Regions from separate parts of the Homo sapiens genome. Here region 1 is linked to region 2. Evidence: read pairs that join two places in POLR2A ChIA-PET (ENCODE). Cell type or tissue: Caco-2. All regions are shown on one strand. Links, peaks and the distances in the headings refer to the core of each region. The heading gives the core; the rest is flanking DNA. Region 1 has its middle 5.6 kb from the start of ERF. Region 2 holds the start of MIR6797 (microRNA 6797).

The links. Peaks named below come from ENCODE experiments on the same cell type or tissue, not always from the same donor. Only the 100,000 strongest peaks of a DNase experiment are listed, where the experiment ranks them.
Region 1: POLR2A ChIA-PET joins it to region 2 with 14 read pairs; 4 of 35 experiments call an interaction of 5 or more read pairs at or near these places.

What each region holds. Positions count from the first base shown.
Region 1 is chr19:42,258,033-42,263,400 of GRCh38, forward strand. No RefSeq gene overlaps it. Among named protein-coding and RNA genes, the nearest start is that of ERF, 5.6 kb to the left of the region's middle. RefSeq lists an enhancer at 1-762 and a silencer at 581-781. In Caco-2, for the core only: no CTCF peak of the experiment used is centred there; no DNase peak of the experiment used is centred there.
Region 2 is chr19:41,868,422-41,873,789 of GRCh38, forward strand. RPS19 (ribosomal protein S19) reads left to right here. Exons shown (of 6, transcript NM_001022.4): 4 at 610-793; 5 at 1,278-1,332; 6 at 2,930-4,504. The coding sequence ends at 2,956. It overlaps MIR6797 (microRNA 6797), which reads left to right and starts at 1,206; the gene lies at 1,206-1,277. RefSeq lists enhancers at 1,054-1,612, 3,055-3,124, 3,365-3,624, 4,938-5,187. In Caco-2, for the core only: a CTCF peak has its summit at 4,907 (motif pointing right); DNase peaks (open chromatin) are centred at 1,280, 2,343 and 4,900.

The DNA of each region.
Region 1 (5,368 bases), core at 236-5,235, 390 kb after region 2:
ACAATAATGGCTCACTACAGCCTCGACTTCCCTGCCTCAAGCAATTCTCCCACTTCAGCCTCCTGAGTAGCTGGGACTACAGACACATGCCACCATGCCCAGTTACTTTTTTTTTTTTTTGAGATGGAATTTTGCTCTTGTCACCCAGGCTGTAAGTGCAATGGCACGATCTTGGCCCACTGCAACCTCTGCCTCCCTGGTTCAAGCAATTTTCCTGTCTCAGCCTCCTGAGTAGCTGGAATTACAAGCGCCCACCACCATGCCCAGCTTTTTTTTTTTTTTTTTTTTTTTGAGACGCAGTTTTGCTCTCCTTGCCCAGGCTGGAGTGCAGTGACACCATCTTGGCACATCGCAACCTCCGTCTCCTGGGTTCAAGCAATTCTCCTGCCTCAGCCTCCCGAGTAGCTAGGATTACAGGCATGCGCCACCACGCCCAGCTAATTTGTATTTTTAGTAGAGACGGGGTTTTTCCATGTTGGTCAGGCTGGTTTTGAACTCCTGACCTCAGATGATCCACCCGCCTCAGCATCCCAAAGTGCTGGGATTACAGGCGTGAGCCACCATGCCCAGCCAACCCAGCTAATTTTTTTTTATTTTTAGTGGAGTTGGGGTCTCTCTGTGTTGACCAGGATAGTCTCCAACTCCTGGGCTCAAACGATCCGCCCACCTTGGCCTCCCAGAGTGCTGGAATTACAGGTGTGAGTCACCCTGCCTAGCGAAGTTCACCTCTTTTTTTTTTTTTTTTTTTTTGAGATGGAGTCTCGCTCTTTCGCCCAGGCCAGACTGCAGTGGCGCTATCTCGGCTCACTGTAAGCTCCGCCTCCCGGGTTCACGCCATTCTCCTGCCTCAGCCTCCCGAGTAGCTGGGACTACAGGCACCCGCCATCACGCCCAGCTAATTTTGTGTATTTTTAGTAGAGACGGGATTTCACCGTGTTAGCCAGAATGGTCTCGATCTCCTGACCTCGTGATCCGCCCTCCTTGGCCTCCCAAAGTGCTGGGATTACAGGCGTGAGCCACTGCGCCTGGCCAAGTTCACCTCTTTGAGCCTCAATTTTCCTCATTTGTAAAATGGAGGTGTTAATAGATCCTACATGATCAAGTTATTGTGAAAAATCAGAGATGTGGCCAGGCGAGGTGGCTCACACCTGTAATCCCAGCACTTTGTGAGGCCGAGGCAGGTGGATCACCTGAGGTCAGGAGTTCCAGACCATCCTGGCCAACATGGTGAAAACCCGTCTCTATTAAAAATACAAAAATTAGCTGGGCGTGGTGGCTGGCGCCTGTAATCCTAGCTACTCAGGAGGCTAAGGCAGGAGAATCATTTGAACCCGGGAGGCGGAGGTTGCAGTGAGCCGAGATCATGCCATTGCACTCCAGCCTGAGTGACAGGGCGATACTCCGTCTTAAAAAAAAAAAAAAAAGAAAAAAAGAAAAATCAGAGATGCAAAGTAAGTATGCAATAAATACTGTTAATAATTATTAGCAGAGTGAACTCTATGCCCCATGGATAACAAGAGCACTCTACCCTACAGACTCCAACTGTAACAACAGTTAGAGTAAACAGCAATAAACAGGCTGGCTGCAGTTTGTGTCTGACACATGTAATCCCAGCACTTTGGGAGGCCGAAGCAGGAGAATTTCAAGAGGCCAGGAGTTCAAGACCAGCCTGGGCAACAGAGTGAGACTCTCTCTACAAAAAATTTATTTATTTTTTTTTTTATTTATTTGAGATGGAGTCTCCCTGTGTCACCCAGGATGCAGTGCAGTGGCAGGATCTCAGCTCACTGCAACCTCTTCCTCCCAGGTTCAAGCAATTCTCCTGCCTCAGCCTCCCGAGTAGCCTAGATTACAGGCTTGCGCCACCACGCCCGGCTAATTTTGTGTTTTTAGTAGAGATGGGGTTTCTCCATGTTGGCCAGGCTGGTCTCGAACTCCTGACCTCAGGTGATCCGCCCACCTCGGCCTCCCAAAGAGCTGGGATTACAGGCGTGAGCCACCAAGCCTGGCCGGGAGGATGGTTCTTACTGGCAGATCTGTGTCCGTGGTGTCCAAAGGGCAGCCCAGGCTTATGTTTTCTTTTTCTTCTTTTTTTTTTTTTTAATTTTTATTTTAAGTTCTGGGATACATGTGCAGGACGTACAGGTTTGTTACATAGGTAAACGTGTGTCATGGTGGTTTACTGCACCTATCAACCCATCACCTAGGTGTTAAGGGACATTTTTTCTTAAAAATAAAATTTAAAAAAATAAAGCACACTGCACTGACAGTGTGAAATTGTGTATTAATGTCATAATCCCACTCTGACCCAGATGGTTGGCTCAAACTCAGTGTTTCTATGAAACACAATCACGGATGATCGGCATGCCTCGTGGGAGAATCTGAACGATCCGCGGAGAGTGAAAGTCCCTCGTGAAAATGTCGTCTGGGCCTCTTAAGTTTGGTGGTTTGTGCAAACGTGTCCATGGATATTGTAATCTTTCAGTGGCCTATGTGACTCCAATTGCTTTATCAACACTGATACCCACCCCCAGAGATGGTAGAGATGGTGAAATATTGGCCAGGTGCGGTGGCTCATGCCCGTAATCCCAGCACTTTGGGAGGCTGAGGTGGGCAGGTGGATCACCTGAGGTCAGGAGTTCAAGTCCAGCCTGGCCAACATGGTGAAACCCTGTCTCTACTAAAACTACAAAAATTAGCTGGACATGGTGTCGGGTGCCTGTAACCCCAGCTACTCAGAAGGCTGAGGCAGGAGAATCGATTGAACCCAGGAGACAGATGTTGCAGTGAGCTGAGATTGGGTTCAAGTGATTCTCCTGCCTCAGACTCCCGAGTAGCTAGGATTACAGGCGCACGCCACCATGCCCAGCTAATTTGTTTTTGTATTTTTAGTAGAGGCAGGGTTTCACCATGTTGCCACGCTGGTCTCAAACTCCTGACCTCAGGTAACCACCCTCTTTGGCCTCCTGAAGTGCTGAGATTACAGGCCTGAGCCACCACACCCAGCTTTTTTATTTTTTATTTATTATTTTTTTTTTGAGGTGGAATTTCGCTTCGTCACCCAGGCTGGAGTGCGTTGGCACGATCTCGGCTCACTGTCACCTCCACCTCTTGGGTTCAAGCAATTCTGCCTCAGCCTCCCAAGTAGCTGCGATTACAAGTACCCGCCACCACGCCTGGCTGAAAACCCTGTTTTCTTCCCCCCCGAGACAGAGTCTTTCTCTATTACCCAGGCTGGAGTGCAGTGGCACAATCTTGGCTCACTGCAACCACCGCCTCCCGGGTTCAACCTATTCTTCTGCCTCAGCCTCCCAAGTAGCTGGGATTACAGGTGCCCACCACCATGCCCGGCTAATTTTTGTATTTTTAGTAGAGATGGGGTTTCAACATGTTGGACAGGCTGGTCTTGAACTCCTGACCTCGTGATCTGCCTCAGCCTCCCAAAGTGCTGGGATTACAGGCGTGAGCCACCGAGCCCTGTTTCTTTCTTTCTTTTTTTTTTTTTGAGACGGAGTCTCACCATGTCGCCCAGGCTGGAGTGCAGTGGCGCAATCTCAGCTCACTGCAACTCAGCCTCCCGGGTTCACGCCATTCTCCTGCCTCAGCCTCCCAAGTAGCTGGGACTACAGAGGCCCGCCACCACGCCCAGCTAATTTTTTGTATTTTTTGTAGAGATGGGCTTTCACCATGTTAGCTAGGATGGTCTCGATCTCCTGACCTCGTGATCCGCCTGCCTCAGCCTCCAAAAGTGCTGGGATTACAGGCGTGAGCCACTGCACCCGGCCTAACCCTGTTTCTTAAGAAAAAAAGATAGTGTGATGCGGGGGATTGAGTCCAATCTCTCCCCCTCTGCAAAACCCTGTTGCAGTGTTCTCTATCAAAACAAAACAAAAATTTAAAAAATGAATAGTATGACTCATCTCATATGGTATAGCCACCATACACAGTGTGACCACCTCTAAACAGAATGTCACCCCCTTAGAGTATCACTCTTTCTCATCTCCCTGACTGAAGATGCTGAAGGCACCAGGGCTCAGATCCCTCTTTTCTCCTGTCTAGACTCATTCCCTTGATAACCTCCACCAGTCCCACAGTGGATATGCCATCTCTATGCTGATTACACCCACAGTTATTTATTTATTTATTGGTTTATTTATCTCTCTCCTCTCCTTCTGTCTCCCTCCCTCCCTCTCTCTCTCTCTCTCTCTCTCGTCTCTGATCTCTCTCTCTCTCTCTTTCTTTCTTTCCTCTTTTTCCTTCTTGACAGGGTCTCACTCTGTTGTCTGGCTGGAGTGCAGTGGTGCGATCACAGCTCACAGCAGCCTTGACACCCTTAGGCTCAGGTGATCCTCCCACCTCAGCCTCCTGAGCAGCTGAGACTACAGCTGTGCACCACCACACCTGGCTAATTTTTGTATCTTTTTGGAGAGATGGGGATCTTACTATGTTGGCCAGACTGGTCTTGAACTCCTGGGCTCAAGTGATGCTCCCACCTCAGCCTCCCAATAGTGTTGGGATTACAGCTGTGAACCACCGCGCCCAGCCTCCGCCCACAATTCTATCTCAATCTCGACTCTCCCCTGAACTCCAATCTGGCACATCCAACTACCTCACCAGTGTGTCTATCTGGATTTCTCAAGCTTGCCAAATCAAAAATGGTCTTCCTGAACTCCCCCAAACTGCTGCCCCCACAAGCTTCCCCATCTCAGGAAATTGCAATTCCATTTTGCTGGCTGTTCAGGCTGAATACCTTGGAGTCATCCTTGCCCCCTTTCTCTCATCCGATATCCAATCTGAAGGGAATTTCCACCAGCTCTACCTTTGACTATTCTAGAATCAGCTACTTTTTTCTTCCTTTTTTCGAGATAGGGTTTGGCTCTGTTGCCCAGGGTGGAGTGCAGTGACACCATCTCGGCTCACTGCAACCTCCGCCTGCCAGGCTCAAGCCATCCTCCTACCTCAGCCTCCCAAGTAAGTGGGACCAAGTCATATGCCACCACTCCTGGCTAATTTTTTTTTTTTTTTTTTTTTTTGAGATGGAGTCTCGCTCTGTTGCCAGGCTGGAGTGCAATGGCGTGATCTCAGCTCCCTGCAACCTCCGCCTCCCGGGTTCAAGGGATTCTCCTGCCTCAGCCTCCTGAGTAGCTGGGACTACAGGCGCCTGCCCCCACGCCCGACTAATTTTTGTAATTTTAGTAGAGACGGGGTTCCACCATATTGGCCAGGCTGGTCTCAAACTCCTGACCTTGTGATCTGCCCACCTCGGCCTCCCAAAGTGCTGGGATTACAGGCGTGAGTCACCATGCCCAACCACTCCTGGCTAATTTTTTTGTGTATTTTTTTGTTGAGATGGGGTTTCACTATGTTG
Region 2 (5,368 bases), core at 107-5,106:
CCTGGCAGATGTGTGCTCCAGTTAATAGAAGCGTGCAAGCGTTTCTGGGGAGGCTGGTGTGTCGACTGGATTTTACGGAGCTTTTTTTGCAGGCAAGGAGGCTGGCTGGGGTGGACCAGGGACTTGCCCAAGCCAGCCTTCCCTGTGTCTGCAGAGGGGCTGGTACACATTCCAAGCAGGGGGCACCCACTGCACAGAGTGTCTGCCCTGCCCTTGTTATCCTGAGCTCTCCAGACTGAGGTGGCCCGGAGAGTGGCAATAGGTCCCTTCACTCCTGCTTCTCTGGGGCCCATGGAGATGGTCACAGCTAGGCTCCACCCCTACATAACCTCAGGTTCAATTCAACAGCAGTGCTGCTGGGATAGTAACCACTAAAGAAGTTGGCCCTGGAGATGGTGGGAGTGCCCACCCAGGGTGCAGGGCTGTTTGTCAAGGAAGAGCTAGCCGGGGGGGTGGGTGAGGAGAGGGGGCTGTCAGTTTCTGGGTGTTAGTGTGTGTTTTCAGTTTCCCTTCTTATAAAACAGTGAGAATTAGCTGTTTACACACAAGGAATTGTTTACCTGAGACCTTGATCAAGACCCTTAAATCTCCCTCTCACACTACCCCCAGCTTCCACAGCGCGGCACCTGTACCTCCGGGGTGGCGCTGGGGTTGGCTCCATGACCAAGATCTATGGGGGACGTCAGAGAAACGGCGTCATGCCCAGCCACTTCAGCCGAGGCTCCAAGAGTGTGGCCCGCCGGGTCCTCCAAGCCCTGGAGGGGCTGAAAATGGTGGAAAAGGACCAAGATGGGTAAGCAGGGTAGAGGGGGCTGCATTGATGGAGTAGCCTTGAGGCCCGGTCATCAATTCCCCAACGAATGGTCCTGCATAGTCTGCCCAGCCCCTCAGGCCCCTCCTATCAGAGGCAGGCAGGAGGGGATTCTGCAGAAAAGCAAACAGCACGGGGCCTCACCCCGACCTCTCTGGCTGACTAGCCCAGGCTCCAGGAGGGTAATTTAGCGACTATCTGCTTTCATTAGCCTGCTCGTTAACTTTTCCCAATTGATTTTTCGGGGCTTTTGATCTAAATGCTTGCACAAACAACACCCCGTCAGCTCCCAGGGGGGCTCCCACTACTGCCCCCAGCTCGTTAGAATGCACCTGACTAGGGCCCTCAGTGGGACTTGGCTGGCGGCAGGTGGCTTTTTGAGAAGCCTGGCTCACAGCCAGGAGGGAAGGGGCTGAGAACAGGACCTGTGCTCACTGGGGCCTGCATGACCCTTCCCTCCCCACAGCGGCCGCAAACTGACACCTCAGGGACAAAGAGATCTGGACAGAATCGCCGGACAGGTAAGGCCTGCGTTTGGGGTGGGGCTGGGTCCCTTAGTCGCTGCCCAAGCATTTCCAAAGCCCATACTTTGTCAGGTAGACTTATTTCCTTCTCTGGAGGGCACAGCCCAGGGTGCTGGTGGGGTCAGAGGAGGGCTGCCCAGAGACAGGAGAAAGGACAGTCCTGTCTGACTTTTCCTGTTGGTGCTGCTTAGAAATTTGGAGGCAGGCTGGCTGTGGTGTCTCACCCCTGTAATCCCAGCACTTTGGGATGCCGAGGCAGGCGAATTATCTGAGGTCAGGAGTTCAAGACCATTCTGACCAACATGGAGAAACCCTGTCTCTACTAAAAATACAAAATTAGCCGGGTGTGGTGGCACATTCCTGTAATCTCAGCTACTGGGGAGGCTGAGGCACAAAAATCACTTGAACCCGGGAGGTGGAGGCTGCGGTGAGCCAAGATCATGCCATTGCACCCCAGCCTGGGCAACAAGAGTGAAACTCCATCTCAAAAAAAAAAAAATTGGAGGGAACTCCAGCCCAGGTGCCACTGGGCATCTATCCACAGAGCACATAGCTGTACCCGTAGATGACTCCCCCTCCCCAGGTCAGCCTGCGATGTTTCCCCTTAGTCCTCATGCGTACTGAGCATCACATGGGCTGCTTGGGAGAGGTGGAGATAAGGGAGGGGGGCTGGTTCAGAACCCAGGTCTCCATTCAGATCCTGGCTGGCCAACACCCTGGGGCAGAGTGGCCACACCCCTGGTGCCACAGTCTCCTGTCTTGGCCTCCCTGTGGCCAAAATCTACCCTTGGCCACCTCAAGCATGGTAGTGAGGAGTCAGTGAGCTATAGTACAGCAGGAGCACCCAGGGCCTGGCATGAGCTCAATTCTGTATCACTGACTCAGGCCTCCTAGGAGCCTTGGAGCATTTAGTCAGTCAAGTGTCACAAAAGAATGGAAAGTGTCAGCCCTCTAGGAGTTGGGGGTGGTCTGGAAGGAGAAAGCTCTTCCAGGCAGAGTGGGGCTTGGCGCACACATCATTGCTGGTGGTTGGATGTTGGCCTTCTCACATGGCAGTGGGCGGAATTTGGACTCCACTCCGCCACTCCCTTCCTTTTTTTTTTTTTTTTTTTTTTTTTTTTTTTGAGACAGAGTCTTGCTCTGTCGCCCAGGCTGGAGTGCAGTGGTGCAATGTCAGCTCACTGCAACCTCTGCCACCTGGGTTCAAGCAATTCTCCTATCTCAGCTTCCCGAGTAGCTGGGACTACAGGCACACACCACCACACCTGGCTAGTTTTTATATTTTTAGTAGAGACAGGGTTTCACCATATTGGTCAGGCTGGTCTCGAACTCTTGACCTCAGGTGATCCACCTGCCTCGGCCTTCCAGAGTGCTGGGATTAAAGGTGTGAGCCACTGTGCCTGGCCACTCCCTTGAGACTCAGTTTCCACGTCTGTGAAATGGGGGAATACCCACAGTGAGAATTAGATGAGATAGATGCATTTGAAACCACAAATCGGGGTGCCCACCTGTGGTGGGTAGTTAGGTAGCTGTTACAAAGTGCCCCAGCAGAGACCCCCTTGACTAACTTTTATTCTTCCATCTTTTCCCACAGGTGGCAGCTGCCAACAAGAAGCATTAGAACAAACCATGCTGGGTTAATAAATTGCCTCATTCGTAATCCTGGTCTGGGTCTCTTTTTTGAGTCTCTTGCTCTGTCGCCCAGGCTGGAGTGCAGTGGCGCCATCTCAGCTCACTGCAATCTCCGCCTTCTGGGTTCAAATGATTCTCCTGCCTCAGCCTCCCAAAGTGCTGGGATTACAAGTGTGAGCCACTGTGCCTGGTCTGGTTTGGGTCTCTTGATTGTTCTTCAGGGGCATGAGGAAGAGGCGCTTCCTCCCTTCCCTTGGGTGAGGGGGCCCAGGGTGATTGGGTGGCTGTTTACCCGGCAGCCAGTCGGGCCTTCCCAGGTCAAACAGTTCCCATCTGGGTTTGGAGGAAGGACCCAGGGGCCCTTGTGGCTCACTCCCCCACATCCTGTCTTTGCAATTGTCAGAAAGTGAGAAACGAAAGGATGGCTGTGAGCTGTGACCTCAGCTGGGCCTGGGCTGCAGAGGTGGCTTCCGCTGGAGTAAAGCAAGAGGGCCCAGGGTTCATGCTCTTCCCTGGAAGGTAGAAAAGGACAGACCACCAGGGAGCCTCCACCGCAAACTGACCTGTGCTGCCTACACACTAACTTTCCTGGGCCTGGGGCCTGCACAGGCTGAATGGTCCTTGAGCCTTCACTCTGCATCTGAGCGGTCTTGGGCCCGCTGAGTGGCAGTGGCAGGAAGTCGGTGGAAGCAGATCCCTGTGCAGAAGTTGAATTACCAGGGCGGCCACACACGGGCTGCACAACCTTTGCAGTCGTGCACGGCAAGTGGGATGTGGCCTCCGCCCATGATTGGGCACCTGGTCAGGCTGGGAGATCCAAATAGCACCCAGTGGGCAGCTGTCCGACCCCTGGAGGGGCAAGCCAGGAAAGAAACTTAGGGCCCGCTGTGACCAGATGTCCCTCCCAGTTGGGAAGACTAAACTGGTTTGGCCAATATCTCCCAGGATTCCCCTGTCCAAATTATTCCTGGGATCTGACCCATTTCCTGGAAAGGGGCGAGCCTGGGTTTTGAAGTTCAAACTAGAGTTTAAATCACAACTCTGCCCCTAATCCCACGTAACCCTGTGCACCTTATCCTCTGAGCCTTCGTCTCCTCGTGTGTAAGCCTGCTAACTCCTGAGAGACTGGACAAGATGCCGTGGAGAGCCTTGGCTCTGAGTAGCTCTGCTGCTGGACAGTTCAGTTGGCAGTCCCCAAACGTAAGGCGTAAGAGTTTAAGAAGTATCGGCCAGGCACAGTGGCTCACACCTGTAATCTCAACACTTTGGGAGGCCGAGACGGGCTGATCACCTGAGGTTGGGAGCTTGAGAACAGCCTGACCAACATGGAGAAACCCTGTCTCTAAAAATACCAAAATTAGTTGGGCATGGTGGCGCGCACCTGTAATCCCAGCTACTCAGGAGGCTGAGGCAGAAGAATCGCTCGAACCCCGGAGGCGGAGGTTGCAGTGGGTTGAGATCGAGCAATTGCAATCCAGCCTGGGCAACAGAGCGAGACTCCATTTCAAAAAAAGAATCAATAAAAATGTTAAAAGCACCGTTGTTTACACTCAGCAACTCTGTGAAGTAAGTGCCGAAAAGTGCTTTGGAGGTAGGTAAAGTAAGCCATAGGCTGGGTAACTTGCCAGATATCCCACAGCTGGAGCCATCATATGAACCCAAGCAACCCAGCTGCAGCCTGGACCTAGCCACTCCAAGGGCTCTGTGCCTCAGAAAAGAGGCCCAAAGGGTTGCACTCTAGCTGCAGGCCAGTCACTCCCCATTCTGGGCTCTAGTTTCCTCTTTTGGCCATTAATGAAAACATTTCCCAGAGCTGACATGAGAACTCAATGCCAAGCGTCCGGTTTGCACAGCAGCAGGCATTGCGCTTCCCAGGTAGGAAGCAAGGTCTAGGTGTCCCGAGCAGGCCTGCAATCCCGCAGCCGCGCCGCTCCAGCCACTGGGGAGCAGTAGAGGGCCTAGAAAGAAGCTCAGCCACCGAAGGCTCTTGAAGGTGAATTCCTAGGGCTTCCAGGTCTGGAGCCAGGCTTATTCCTGGGAGGGGGTTGTAACGGGGAATTGAAGTGCAGAGGGGCTAGTGACCCCAGCAGAACACCTGGGGTCCTGGTTCCCAGGGCTACAGAACTGTCCTAGATACTGTGCCAAATGCACTGCAGAATATTCTTGCAGTCTTATCAAGTGGGGGGTTTGTACCCATGTTATAGGAGAAAAAACTGAGTTTCAGATGACCAGTCAGTTGGCAGAGCTGAGTTGTAAAAGAATCCTGGACTCTTGAGGCCCAGGCTCTTCTGCGTGGATGGGAATTGCCCTTTTCCCATCTCCTGGGTTCACGCCATTCTGCCTCAGCCTCCCCAGCAGCTGGGACTACAGGCACACGCCGCCATGCCCGGCTAATTTTTGT